Linked DNA regions of Homo sapiens: regions 1 and 3 are each linked to region 2. Evidence: chromatin contacts called from ENCODE Hi-C or POLR2A ChIA-PET data. All regions are on one chromosome and are shown on one strand. Each heading gives the region's core, a stretch centred on a gene start or an enhancer-like site at or near the end of the contact. The rest is flanking DNA. Distances are from core to core; before and after follow the strand shown.

Region 1 (4,712 bases), core at 955-3,454, 1.2 Mb after region 2:
TGAAAGGTTGCCGTCCCAAATCCCGAAGCAAGGCTATTTCTGAATAGTTGTCCAACATTCAAACTTCTGGGCCTTTATTTATTGTTTCCTCCGCTTGCAATGCCTTTCTTCCTTCTCCACCTGGCAAGCTCTTATTCACATTTAAAGGCCCCGCTCAAATGCAACTACTTTTCTGAAGCCTTCCAAGGGATCCCACAATCCATTGTTCATGCTTCTATGGGAACCTAACCTATTACACTTGCCTGCTTACCTCCCCTACTAATATAATTAATAGCAACTTACACTTACTGGGCTTTTACTATGTGCCAGGAACTATGCTAAACATTTTTATTTATTTATTTTTTATTTTTTGAAGGGTATTCCCAAAACACCAAGTTAAACATTTTTAACATATTATTTTATTTAAACCTCACAACAATTGCATGAGGTATTTTCCCTATTTTACGGATGAAGCTCTTGAGACTTAGTGTGGTTAAGGAACCTGCACAAGATAACATACCTACGAAGTAAGCAAGCTGTGATTCCAACCCAGATTTGTGGGACTCCAAAGCCCACTACTAATCCACTGGACCGTGTTCCTGGAGGCCACAAATGCTCTTTCCTCAGCTGTCTTCTCAGATCCTAGAACGGGCTGATATATGGCTCAAAAGTTCTTTAACGGCCAGGCACGGTGGCTCAAGCCTGTAATCCCAGCACTTTGGAAGGCCAAGGCAGGAGGATCACCTGAGGTCCAGGAGTTCGAGACCAACCTGGCCAACATGGTGAAACCCTGTCTCTACTAAAAATACAAAAATTAGCAGGATGTGGTAGCAGGCGCCTGTAATCTCAGCTACTTGGGAGGCTGAGGCAAGAGAATCGCTTGAACCTGGGAGGCAGAGGTTGCAGTGAGCCGAGATCACACCATTGCACTCCAGCCTGGGCGACAGAGAATCCGTCTCAAAAGAAAAAAAAAAGTTGTCTAACATATTAATACAACTTTCAAGCCACATGCCTCGGTCTAAAAGTAGGTGCCCCCAGTACACTTTTACCCCAGGTAGCAACTTCCACTCACCTTAAAGTCACATACCTGGAGGAAGGGGATAGGGAGGAAATCTAAACATCTTATACTTGAATGTAAGCTCCGTTATTTCACGGATTCAAATGTGGTGAAAGGAACTATTTTTTTTTCCTTTTTTTTTTGAGATGGAGTCTCACTCTGTCGCCCAGGCGCGATCTCGGCTCACTGCAACCTCCCGTCTCCCGTGTTCAAGCAATTCTCCTGCCTCAGCCTCCAGAGTAGCTAGGATTACAGGCGCCCACCACCACGCGCAACTGATTTTTGTATTTTTAGTAGAGACAGGGTTTCACCATGTTGGCCAGGCTGGTCTCAAACTCCTGACCTCAGGTGATCCGCCCGCCTCGGCCTCCCAGAGTGCTGGGATTACAGGCGTGAGCCACCGGGACCAGACGGAACTATTCTTTTCCACAAAAGAACAAACACATACATAACTTTTGCCACGTCTGAAGACGAGGGTTCTAATAGGGCGCGGGTGGTGTCTCAGGTATTTTGAAAGGAGCTACCCAAGAATCTCAGCTTGTCAGGCCAGTCATTCCATTTGACCCTATCTGGCGCGTATTGGGGCCCCGACAAGGTAAGGGGTTGGCATGAAGCTGCACAGTGAGATAAAGCTGGACCGGAGCTAGAACCCAGAATCAAAGCCTTGCCCTGTGCGGTTTCTCATCGCCTACGCAGTCGGGCCCTGGCCTGGCATCTCCAGGCAGGTGGCCTTGGACGGAAGCCCGGCCTACTGGCTTCATTTGTGGGACCCCGGGGGTCCTCTCCTCCGCCCATGGAGCCTGGTTACTCCCACTTCCTCAAGCCTAGGGCCTGGAGAAGCCTTTCCTGGTTCGCGGCCTCACGGTCTGCAAGGTCCTCTTACTTCCCTGAAGCCGCTCCAGCCCCACTTCCCGAAGGTCCCGCTTCCGGGTGGCTCGCTTCGCCACCTGCGGTCCCCTGCCTCGGCTTGGGAACGCCAAGGACATCCCCCACGGAAGCCTGGGCCCACATCCCCATGCCCTTGCCGCACGTCACCGCCCCGCTGGCCCCGAATACGCCTCCGCCCTGCACTTCCTCTCTGCAGCGCCGTCTTTCCGGCCGGGCTCCCTTCTAATTGGCCAGCTCAGAGCTTCCTCGGGTACTCGGCCACTCGGGGCATCGCGGCGGCCTTTCTAGCCGCTGTCCCAAGGGTTGGTCTCGCGCTTTCGGCTGCGAGCTCTCTGTGGTGCTGGCAGCGACATGTGGCGCCTCCCGGGACTCCTGGGCCGAGGTAAGGGACGTCCAAGCAACCAGCGTCACTCTGGGCCGCAAAGACCGAACTGGAGTGGGGGCGGGCCCGAGGAAACAGCCGAAGCGATCGTGGGCCGGGTTAGAGCCAAGGAAGGCGGGGCTTGAAAGAGGGCGGGGAAGTCAGGGGCTGCTGGAATTTGAGATGTGGATGGGCCTAGCTAGAAGAGGGTGGAGTCCAAGAAGTTGGTAGGACTGTTGGGAGGGGGAGGAGTCCAATGGCAGGAGATGGTGGACTGAATGAATGAAAGAGGATTAGGGGCCAATGGAGTAGGCATAGCCAGTGAAGAGAGGAGAGGTTTAGAGTCAAAGAGCCCCAAACATTAGTGAGAGTATATGTATGAACGTTTGGTCATCTTAGAACAGTGGTTGGCATCCACAGGAGACCAGCAGAATCACATGGGCGCTTTTAAAAAACGTGGATGCTCTACCCTGAGAAATCTTAGTTTATTGGTTCTGGGGTACTACCCTAGAATCTGTAGTAGATAAAAGATTCCCATGTGTATCCATGTTTAAGAACCTCTGCTGAGGCAGATGACAGTGATTCCTGGGTTCTTGTTGAGGTGCCTGAGTTTTGGTTGTTCTGTACAGCTCTTCCCCGTACACTGGGACCTAGCCTCTGGAGGGTGACTCCTAAGTCCACCAGCCCAGATGGGCCTCAGACTACCTCCTCCACTTTGCTGGTTCCTGTGCCTAACCTCGACAGGTAAGATACTGCCATTTTACCACTCATTTCCTCCCCTAGTCACCCTTTTTTTTTATTTTTTTTTTTTTGTTGTTTTTTGAGATGGAGTCTCATTCTGTCGCCCAGGCTGGAGTGCAGTGGGGCAATCTCAGCTCACTGCAACCTCCGCCTCCCAGGTTCAAGCAGTTCTCTGCCTCAGCCTCCCGAGTAGCTGGGATTACAGGCACCCGTCACCACACCCTGCTAATTTTTATTTTATTTTATTTTTTTTGAGACAGAGTCTCGCTCTGTCGCCCAGGCTGGAGTGCAGTGGCGCGATCTTGGCTCACTGAAACCTCCGCCTCCTGGGTTCAAGCGATTCTGCTGCCTCAGCCTCCCAAGTAGCTGGGATTTCAGGCATGCACCATCACGCCTGGCTAATTTTTTTTGTATTTTTAGTAGAGACGGGGTTTCACCATGTTAGCCAGGATGGTCTTGATCTCCTGATCTCATGATCTGCCCGCCTCAGCCTCCCAAAGTGCTGGGATTACAGTGTGAGCCACTGTACCCAGCCAATTTTTATATTTTTAGTAGAGATGGGGTTTCACCATCTTGACCAGGCTGGTCTTGAACTCCTGACCTCGTGATCCACCCACCTCAGCCTCCCAAATTGTTGGGATTACAGGTGTGAGCCACCGCACCCAGTCCCTGGTCTCCCTTTGCCCCTACTTGATAGCCTCTTATTTCATCATCTAGGTCAGGTCCCCATGGCCCAGGCACGAGCGGGGGTCCAAGGTCCCATGGATGGAAGGATGCCTTCCAATGGATGTCTTCCCGTGTCTCCCCGAACACCCTATGGGATGCCATATCTTGGGTAAGGCTTCCCCAGCCTGGTCCTTGACCTTCAGTGTAGATGAGAATGATCCTTCATGGGTATACAGCCGAACCTGGAACAAGGGCTAGGGAATCACTGTGTCCATTTAACAAGTAACCCATGGTATTGGAGCATATTCAAGGAGATATTGCCACTTTCCACACCCCCGCCATGTATGTTTTCCTCATTTAATTCAGTAAACATTTATGTAACACCTTGTCTGGGCCAGGCATTTTTGCTAGTCACTACGGACATAGCAGAGAACAAGATAGATACATTCTTGCCTTCATGGATCTTACAATAAATAATAATACATTGCATCTTTTTTTTATTATTCATTTTTTTTATTTTTAAATTATTATTTTTTTCTGAGACAGAGTCTTTCTCTGTCGCCCAGGCTGAAGTGCAGCGGCATGATCTTGGCTCACTGCAACCTCCGTCTCCCGGGTTCAAGCAATTCTCCTGCTTCAGCCTCCCAAGTAGCTGGGATTACAGGCACGTGCCACCACGCCTGGATAATTTTTGTGTTTTTAGTAGAGACGGGGTTTCACCATTTTGGCCAGGATGGTCTCGAACTCCTGATCTCGTGACCCACCCACCGCGGCCTCCCAAAGTGCTGGGATTACAGCTGTGAGCCACCGCGCCCGGCCTTATAGCATTATTTATTAATGTAAAGTATTATACATGCATTATCTTGTGTAATCCTTACAAAAATCTTACAAGGGAAATATCACCTTCATTTTACAGCTGAGGAATCTCAGGCTCTGAAATATTAGGTAACATGCGTAGGGTCTCATACCTGTTAAGTGGAGGAGCCAGATTTAACTCTGGAGTTCATGTTCTACTGCTTG
Region 2 (4,550 bases), core at 1,839-4,338:
TTATTTCATTTAAGCCCTGACATGTTTTTCTTACATATTTTTAAATAAATCCCAGACGTCATATCATTTCATCCATAAATACTTCAGTATGAATCTCTAACTCATACGGACATTTAAAAAACCCCAAAGACTCTATCTTTATTATAACTAACAAAACTAACAGCAACTCCTTAATATTATCTAATGCTAAGCCATGGTCAGTTTTCCCCAGTTGCCTCAATAATATCTTTTTATGGTTGATTTATTTGAATCAGCTTCAGAATGAAGTCTATGCGTTGTAATCAGCTGATATGTCTATTTAATCTACAATAGTTTCCTTCCCTCCCCAACTTTTTTTTTTTATTTTAAAAAGGTCATTTATTAACTGAGGAAATTGGGCCATTTGTCCTAAAAAAAAATTTTCACATTCTAGATTTGGTGAACAATATGCTTGATGTGCCATCTAACATGTTCCTCCATCTCTAGTATTTCCTGTAAACTGATAGTTAGTCCAAAGATCTGATTAGATTCAAGTTCAATTTACTTGGCAAGAATACTTCCCAGGTGGTGCTGTGTACTTCTTCTTGCATCACATCAGCAGGAACATAATGTCTAGTTGTCCTACTTTTAGTGATGTTAAAACTGATCACTAGTGAGGACAGACTGATCCATCATAAATTCCACAGTAAGCTTTTCATCTAATAGTTTGAAAAATCATTGATGATCACCACTTTGGGATTTTACACTGTCTCTTTAACCTTCAAAAATTAGTTATATGTAGAAAGAAACAGCTCAATGAATTTAGGATCCCAAAGAATTAACCTTAACACAAGGAAAACAGACCATCTCCCCTCTCCTTTGGAATTCAATTTCAAATACATGTATTAAATAGAATCATCCCTCAGTATCCACAGGAGATTTGTTCTGGGCCCCATGTGAATACCAAAAATCCATGGATGCTCAAGCCCTTGACATAAAATTATATGCACATCCTCCTATATACTTTAAATAGTCTCTAGAGTGTTTATAATGCCTTAGACAATGTAAAGGCTATGTAAATAGTTGCTATACTATATTTTTTATTTGAAATTTTTATTGTTAGATTTCAAAAGGTTTTTATTTGTTTGTTTGTTTTTAGAGATAGGGACTCACTATGTTGCTCAGGCTGGTCTCAAGCTCCTGGGCTCAAATGATCCTCCCCTTGTGGCCTCCCAAAGTGCTGGGATTACAGGTGTAAGCCACCACACTCAGCCAGATTTTTTTTCTTAATCGTTTCTTTTCCCCTGAATGGTTTTGATCCACAGTTGGTTGAATCTGTGAATGTGGGACCTTGGGATATGGAGGGCTGACTATACCTATTTAGGCATCTAGTCTCAGTCTCAGGGTAAATAAACGACATAAATAACTACTTAAAGTTGGTGTAATAACAAATATGTATGAAGTGCCAAGAGCACCTAGATGAAGGGGTAAACAGTTCTGTTTATAGAACTTACAGAAAGTGGAACTGAACTGGAGGATGAGCTCAGAATCTCCAACCTCATTCCACTCTACTCTCCTTAACTTAGTTCTAGCCATGTAGATCATCCTCTAGTTCCTCAAAACTACCAAAGTTCTTTCCCACTTTAGGGTTTCCATACTCTACCTGGACCTATCTTTGTCACACTTGTCCTCTGGCTATCTCCTACTCATTCATTAGATCAGTTAGTATATCACTTCCTCAGTTAGCCTTTCTCAGACTCCCCAGTTCTCCCTTATTTTTCTCAGAGCAACCTTAATTTCTTTATATCATTTTTCACAATATGTAATTACATAACCACATGTGGTGGCCGGGTGCGGTGGCACACGTCTGTAATCCCAGCACTTTGGGAGACTGAGGCGGGCAGATCACTTGAGGTCAGAAGTTCAAGACCATCCTGGCCAATATGGTGAAACCCCGTCTCTACTAAAAATACAAAAATTAGCTGGGCATGGTGGTGGGCACCTGTAGTCCCAGCTACTCAGGAGGCTGAAGCAGGAGAATCGCTTGAACCCAGGAGGCAGCGGCTGCAGTGAGCCAAGATGTGCCACTGCACTCCAGCCTGTGCAACAGAGGATACTCTGTTTAAAAAAAAAACAAAAAAATCTGTGTGGGATTATTTGTTCTAAGTCTCTCTCCTTCAGTAGAATGTAAGCTCCATGAGGGTAGGCTATATTGTCCACCATGGTATATATTCAGTGCTTTGTATAGTGCTAGAGACATAGCGCTAAATACACATTTATTGAATGAACGAAGGAGTAGCAGCAGCAGGCTGACTCCCCTGATCACCCAGCTGGCCTAGTTTCTGCCATCACTTTGCCATCCCAGAATGACTCAGGTAGAGTCCAGTCCAGCCCAGCGCCCAGAGCGACTGTCCTCTCCTCTGCAGCATTTCAGATCCTCCTCAATGACCTGGTTTAGGGAGGCAGACATAAGCGCCCCGTGAGTAGAGTTAGAGACTTTCTCAGTGGCTCCCTACAGGAATGATATTACCTTGGGGGTTTTGAGCACAAATTTCTGTTTGCTTTCATCAGGACCCAGCTGTGCCTTCAGTTTCAGGAGTTTCGCCACCTCCTCCTCGATCTGTGGAGGGAAAGAAGGCGCTGAGCTATCCATCTGTCACTCTCCTCCCTCCCCCGCCATTCATTCAATATTCCTCCCTCATCACATCTCTCTGCTCAGGCCTAGCTTTGTTTCTCTCGGGACCCACCCCGGATGTCTCCCCACGCAGCCCACTCTCCTCCCTACAAGACTGGTCGCTTCCCTCACATCTCTACCCTATGTCCCGAACACCCTGGCTTTACGTCCTCCCAGGCTTTGCCTTGGCCCTCTCCCCTGCTGCCTAAATCTCACCAGCTCGGCGCTGGCCTTCTGCTGCTTGAGGCCTCGCACGCGCTCTCCCTGAAGTTTCACCAGCTCCTCCAGCGCCGCACGCTCTGCCATCCCGGCTGTCCACTTGAGCCGCCTGCTGTCTCGACCTGCGGTGGTTGCCCCAGCCTCAGCAAGGATGACTTCCGGCTATCGAGTCGCTGGGTCGCACGCCTAGAGAGCCTCCGCCGAGCACAAAAATTATTTCCGGCTCCTCCCGGAAGTGCCGAAGCTGGCTACTAAGGGAACTTGGGAGGATCCCACCTCAGCCTTCGTGACTAGTGAGGTGCGCAAACGCCCGAGTTTTCCCTGGTGCGCGGGTTCCGCCTTTGCAGTGCCCTCCACCCTTCCTGGTGTCTGACCCGCCTCCTTCCCAGGCCTTTTGTTCCTGTCCCGGAAAGCCGGCGTCCTGCCGCGCGATGCCCCTGCTCGGACTTCTTCCCAGGAGGGCCTGGGCTTCGCTGCTCAGCCAGCTCCTGCGACCGCCCTGCGCTTCGTGCACCGGGGCGGTCCGTTGCCAAAGCCAGGTGAGCGAGACAGAATTATCTCTGGTCTGTCCCAGCAGGGTCTCCAGATCTGAACGCATAGCCTCGCGGCCTGTATTCCAGTAGTGTTACAATCGGTTTTTATCGAGTGCCCACTATGTACTGACACTGAACTAAGCGATTTGGATGCCTGGTCATTTAATCCTTGGAGCAATCTTGAGAGGTTGGAGTTTTGATTTCCATTCTGCAGTTGAGGAAACGGAGGCTGCAAGATTAAATGAATGACTTATACACGGATATGTAGTAAGGGAGTATTTTAATTCATATCCACACTTTTTCCTGAAACTCTTGGACTCAAACAGTAACATTTTTAAGCGAAATATATGAATATTCCTAGTAAATGAGATGACTAAAGATCAGAAGTAGACTGAGTTCATCTTAGAATTTACCTCAAAATGAATCTCAGAAAAACATTTTCAGATGTCAGAGAGTTTTGGATTTTGGAATTGCAGATAAGGGATTGTGTACTTGAACTTGGACTTCTCTTAGGGCAGATAATCGCCATAGTATGGAACCACCACATCCTCTATTTTTGGAAGGGCATACAGCGTGCTGGTAATGTCACTGATTAAGTTTTGCCTTACTTCGGAAAGATTCTAATGCTCTCTTAGCAGATGCTTTGTGCTATCGTGAACAATAGGGCACAGATCTTTTATTGATATTCAATCACAGCATCTTATCAGTCTGAGTTTTTTAGCTCATTCAAGAAATCCATATCTTATCATTCCACAGGCTTGTTCTGTGTCCTTGAGCTGGTTCCCTTGTCTTCAAGTTACAGTTTTCCTCTCTCTAAACCTGATAACCAGTGCTACCTTATTAAAAATTATTATTTTTTTGTCCGGGCACAGTGGCTCATGCCTGTAATCCCATCACTTTGGGAGGCCAAGGGGGGTGGATCACCTGAGGTCAGGAGTTTGAGACCAGCCTGACCTGTATGGCGAAACCCCGTATCTACTAAAAATACAAAAATTAGCCGGGCGTGGTGGCATGTGCCTGTAATCCCAGCTACTCGGGAGGCAGAGACAGGAGAATCGCTTGAACCCGGGAGGCGGAGGTTGCAGGAGCTGAGATCGTGCCACTGCACTCCAGCCTGGGCGACAGAGTAAGACTCTATCTGAAAAAAAAAAAAAAATTATTTTTGC
Region 3 (4,393 bases), core at 187-2,686, 1.4 Mb after region 2:
AGAGTTTTTATTGATTACAATTTTCTCATATATACAGAAACCTCAGGGTGTGTTCTAAACACAGTTCTCTTTTAAAATACATAATTAACTAAACTTCAAAATTAGAAGCTAAGACAATAATCATATTAATATAACCTCTACACTGCCAACTTGGAAAGGCAATGAAGAAGAAATGGGAATTGCAACAAGCTTCAGAGATGGAAGATTTTGTTTTTCTCTGTAGGACATGTGGGTAGAAGCAATTGCAGATGGCTGGGTGTGAAAGAAACAGACCTTGCAAGCCTGCTATATAGCTATACTGTGCTACATGGCATTGGGAGGTAATAAGATTTAAAAGACAAATACTCTTGTCTTCACAAAGCTTATAATTTAGTTGTGCAATACTGGGTAAGAAAGCTGGCTTAATGGAGTTGTATTCCAGCTTCACCCCTTAGTAGCTCTGTGTCATTGGGTGAGATATTTAATTTCTTTGGGCATAACTTCCTCATCTGTGAAACACTGATAATTGTATCTCCTATATGGCAGCTATGCCAGCCTCCTTTCTGTTCTTCCACAAGACAATCTCTCTCTGGACCGCCCTTTGCACCTGTTCCTGTGGTCGGGAAAGCCTTTAGCATGGCCAAACCCTTCAAGTTTTGACTTCATGTCACCGAGTCAGGGAGCTTTTTTGGAAAATATTGTTTCCGATTCCGCAGATGAGGCTGTTAAAATACTAAAGGATGGCATAAACATGAGGATGCTATTATAATCATCCACCCTAAGTAGGATTTGAGATCCAAGCAGTTCTCAAGGATTTAGGGTTAGCAAACTTTTTCTGTAAAATGTCAGATAGCAAGTATTATAGGGTTTGCAGGCCATACCAAACAAATGGGTGCTGCTGTGTTCCAATAAAACTTTATTTATGGACACTGAAACTTGAATTTCATGTACTTTTCACAGTCATGGTGGCAGACCGGATTTGGCCCCCTCCCTGTCGCTGGCTGACCCCTGGTTTATGAGTACGGCAGATAAAAGAAGGGAGTGAATAAGAACCACGATTCTGCTGCCAGACACGAGGGATCAGGTCGCTGCTGTGAAGATTGTCAACCTCTCTGGTTGCCAACGACCTCGAGAATGGGGTTGTGGTCCCTGCGTCAGGGCGGTTGTGCTGAAGGCTGGATGAGGGCACGTAGGTGAAGCTCAGTGCTTGGCACGAGGTGCTCATCAGCAGCATCGCCCTTGCTTTGGGCTGGCCTGTTAGTAATTCGTTTTTAGTGGAATCGAATACAACACTTGAGCCTCGGAGGCTCAGGTCGTCGGAGCAACTACACCAGGGCCGGTGCACCTCGGGGCGGCGGCGCAGGACTAGGCTAGGCCGGGCCGGGCCGGGCAGGGCGGCGCGAGTCGGGGGTGGGGCGGCGGCGCAGCGCCGTCGTCGTAGTCCCCGCCTCTTCCCCAGGGGCCGCGTCGGAGCCTCGGCGGCGGCGGCGGTGCTTACAGCCTGAGAAGAGCGTCTCGCCCGGGAGCGGCGGCGGCCATCGAGACCCACCCAAGGCGCGTCCCCCTCGGCCTCCCAGCGCTCCCAAGCCGCAGCGGCCGCGCCCCTTCAGCTAGCTCGCTCGCTCGCTCTGCTTCCCTGCTGCCGGCTGCGCCATGGCGTTGGCGTTGGCGGCGCTGGCGGCGGTCGAGCCGGCCTGCGGCAGCCGGTACCAGCAGGTAAGCGGCGCCCGACTCCAGCCCCGAACTCCGGTCCCTGGCTCTGCCCTGCCCGCTGGCCGCCTCAGGCCTCTCTGGCCGGCCCGCGGCCAACTCGACGCCGGGGCTTGGCAGGCCGCGCTGGGCCTGGAGGGGCGGGTCGGGCCCCGGGCTCGGATTCGAGGCTGCCACGGGCCCGGCCTGCCCGTCTGCGACCCCAGGTGGGACTCCGGCGGTGGAAAGTCCTCCTCCCGGCCTCGTTTCCCGCATTTCCCAGGGCGGGCGGGTCCCTGAGTCAGAACCCGCGACCCACAGGCGGCATCGATCTGAGGCATTCGTTTTTCATTTTTCCACCTTTGGTTTGATGTCATTGGAAAAGAAAGAAAGAAAAAAGCATGAAACGGAAACTGGGTGGAGAGAAAAGATTAAAATCTCTGCTGCTGCCGATAGCTCCCCACAGCAAGATGCTATTGCTCAGGGTTTCAGAGCCTAGTTTGTCGAAACCCATCCCCCTCGCCTCCGTTTTAAGACAAAAGTAAAAAATGAAGCAAGAGACAAGCCCGCAGTTTGCAGTAGATTTGGAAGAGGCGATGTTTGGCTGTGGTGATGCCCCAAAAGGGAGAGCTACGATGAAGTCTGCAGGGCGTGTGCCGGGTGTATTTTAAATGCTTGGAAGTGACGTTTTAAGAGATTTGATGGCATAGCTGGGGAGGAAATGTATAGGAAATGATTGGATCATTTTCTCGGGTTTGATTTAATACATTGAGGCCCCAGGGAAAAGAGCTGCTTGTTTCACTCCGCGTCTGTAGCTAAGTTCCCCCAGGAAATTTAGAGACCTTCTGCAGGGTTTTTGGAAGTGTTAATCTAACATACAGTAATGGTGGGAATTGAGCCAGGTGGTAAACTGATGTTGATTGGAACCGCAAATAACGGCTTGTGTTTGTCATGTTTCAGATGCTTTCGGTGCATACAGATGTCAATCCTCCTTTTATCAAATAAAATGTCCTATCTTAGACGATCTACAATTTTATATTTTAGAAGTAAGGAAAGCCAGCCAGTACGATGAAAACGTAGATTAACCCTGGTGCGGCCGGCCGGTTACTGGTTTGTTTTGCTATCATCAGCCATGTGTTGCAATCCGTCCCCACTCAGGCTTGGACTCCCAAAATGACTAGTTAAGAATTTCACTTCTTGGTTTTATAAACACGGCCCAAATTGTGGCAATGCAGTTAATCCTTAGATCTCTTCAGAGCACATGGATCTAGCACATGCTTTTTTTCTATGACCTTGGGCAGCCTGCGGGTTCCTTACTGCTTTAATAAAATGGGAATAACAGATGCCACTTAACTGTCACCACAGTGTTTGCAAATCACCCCTACTGTATACTGTCATCTGATTTCATCCTTTTCATCCTGACTTGGATAAGGCTAACGAGCAAAAGAGCTGTGGTTTTTCTTTGTACTGCCATCTTCTTGAGCTATTAGGTAATGCTGACATACTGCTAGAATATAAAAAATTTGCTGGAGTATCAAAATCATGTATTCCTTAGTGTGGCATTTAATATTTTTTAATTATGCAGAATTGAAGTATAAAAAAAAGAGAAAAAAATCTTCCTAGAAAAATTGTAAAAGATGAAAGCCCAAAAAACTGCAAAACCCTCCCTAAACAAAAACCAAATAGATAACCAAAGGTAATATTTTAATGTGCATTCTTGTGGGTTTATAGCTATGTAAATATACATAGTTATAGATCAGTATATGTGTGTACAGATAAGGAATGCAGGAAAGCTAATATTGATTTTTTTATGCAACAATCACAGTATTAAGTAATTTACATCCATTTTTTTTTTCTTTTAATTCATACCAAACCCTTATGAACCAGGGTTTGTTCTCATTGTCAAAGACTCAAAGTGGCTCAGTAACTTGCCTCAAGGTCACAGGCTGCTAAGTAGTGATTATAAGGATATACACACACTCACCTACTTAAAACACAGGCTCACAGTCCAGATATAGGTGTATGCATTAGCAGATATATACACATGCATATGTATTCTCTTATGTACCCATATATACGTATACAGACATATCTTTGTACATTTGTGTGCAGTTTTATGAGCCCCGATCATACTTGCACATACTTTTGCACGTGTCCATGTGTATCTTGTTCTCAGACATGTGCATTCATACATTTGCACATGTGTATCATGCACATGTATCTACAAAGGCATGCTAGATAAATAATGAAATAGGTTCATAATTCTATTTTGTAATGTTCTTCACACAATGTTATTAATGTCTTCTATATAAAATATTTTTAATGTCTGCATGGCATGTAATTGTATGGCTGAATCATAATTTAACTAATTGCTTATCTTTGGTCACTAAGAATGTTTACAGTTTTTTTCATTGAAATTTATTTCACATACGTCTTCAACCGTTTCCTTAGCATAAATTACTAGCCATGGAAATGCCTGGTCAGCGAATATGCATTTTTAAAAGGCTTTTGAATTATAGAATGATGGTGAATTGTCCAGGCAACTTGATAGGAGCATGATACTCTTTGGTTGTCACACAGGGCTGTTCTGACTTCTATTTGATCTGGTTAATCAAATTGAGCTAGTTTTCTCACCAAGTAAATGTAATGGAAAACTGTATGATTCATTCATAAATGCAAACACAGTTTTGTCTTTATGGTCTTTTTATTGGTAGTGTAATATGTG

What was found. Hi-C counts contacts between places; a loop is a spot of excess contacts on that map. ChIA-PET counts read pairs that join two places held with the same protein, here RNA polymerase II (POLR2A). Pooled maps may share reads with other maps.
Region 1: a loop to region 2 is called in a pooled map, with 5 times the contacts of the local background. The contact joins the promoter of DELE1 here to the promoter of HARS2 in region 2. A Hi-C loop is called at or near these places in 6 of 50 pooled maps. POLR2A ChIA-PET finds 5 or more read pairs at or near these places in 2 of 52 experiments (activated CD4-positive, alpha-beta T cell and activated naive CD4-positive, alpha-beta T cell).
Region 3: a loop to region 2 is called in a map of B cell, with 22 times the contacts of the local background. The contact joins the promoter of NDFIP1 here to the promoter of HARS2 in region 2. A Hi-C loop is called at or near these places in 1 of 168 maps with a recorded cell type or tissue (B cell) and 2 of 50 pooled maps. POLR2A ChIA-PET finds 5 or more read pairs at or near these places in 1 of 52 experiments (OCI-LY7).

The regions. Positions count from the first base shown.
Region 1 is chr5:141,921,667-141,926,378 of GRCh38, forward strand. DELE1 (DAP3 binding cell death enhancer 1) reads left to right here and starts at 2,205. Exons shown (of 12, transcript NM_014773.5): 1 at 2,205-2,306; 2 at 2,915-3,029; 3 at 3,744-3,861. The coding sequence starts at 2,276. RefSeq lists an enhancer at 2,086-2,599.
Region 2 is chr5:140,688,367-140,692,916 of GRCh38, forward strand. It overlaps HARS2 (histidyl-tRNA synthetase 2, mitochondrial), which reads left to right and starts at 3,089. Exons shown (of 13, transcript NM_012208.4): 1 at 3,089-3,390. The coding sequence starts at 3,283. HARS1 (histidyl-tRNA synthetase 1) reads right to left here and starts at 3,004. Exons shown (of 13, transcript NM_002109.6): 1 at 2,849-3,004; 2 at 2,489-2,578. The coding sequence starts at 2,938. RefSeq lists enhancers at 2,711-2,940, 3,101-3,190, 3,271-3,340 and promoters at 2,939-3,389, 2,939-3,060, 3,032-3,058, 3,123-3,439.
Region 3 is chr5:142,107,343-142,111,735 of GRCh38, forward strand. It overlaps NDFIP1 (Nedd4 family interacting protein 1), which reads left to right and starts at 1,437. Exons shown (of 8, transcript NM_030571.4): 1 at 1,437-1,695. The coding sequence starts at 1,633. RefSeq lists an enhancer at 1,188-1,689 and silencers at 1,267-1,536, 1,597-1,726, 1,797-1,866.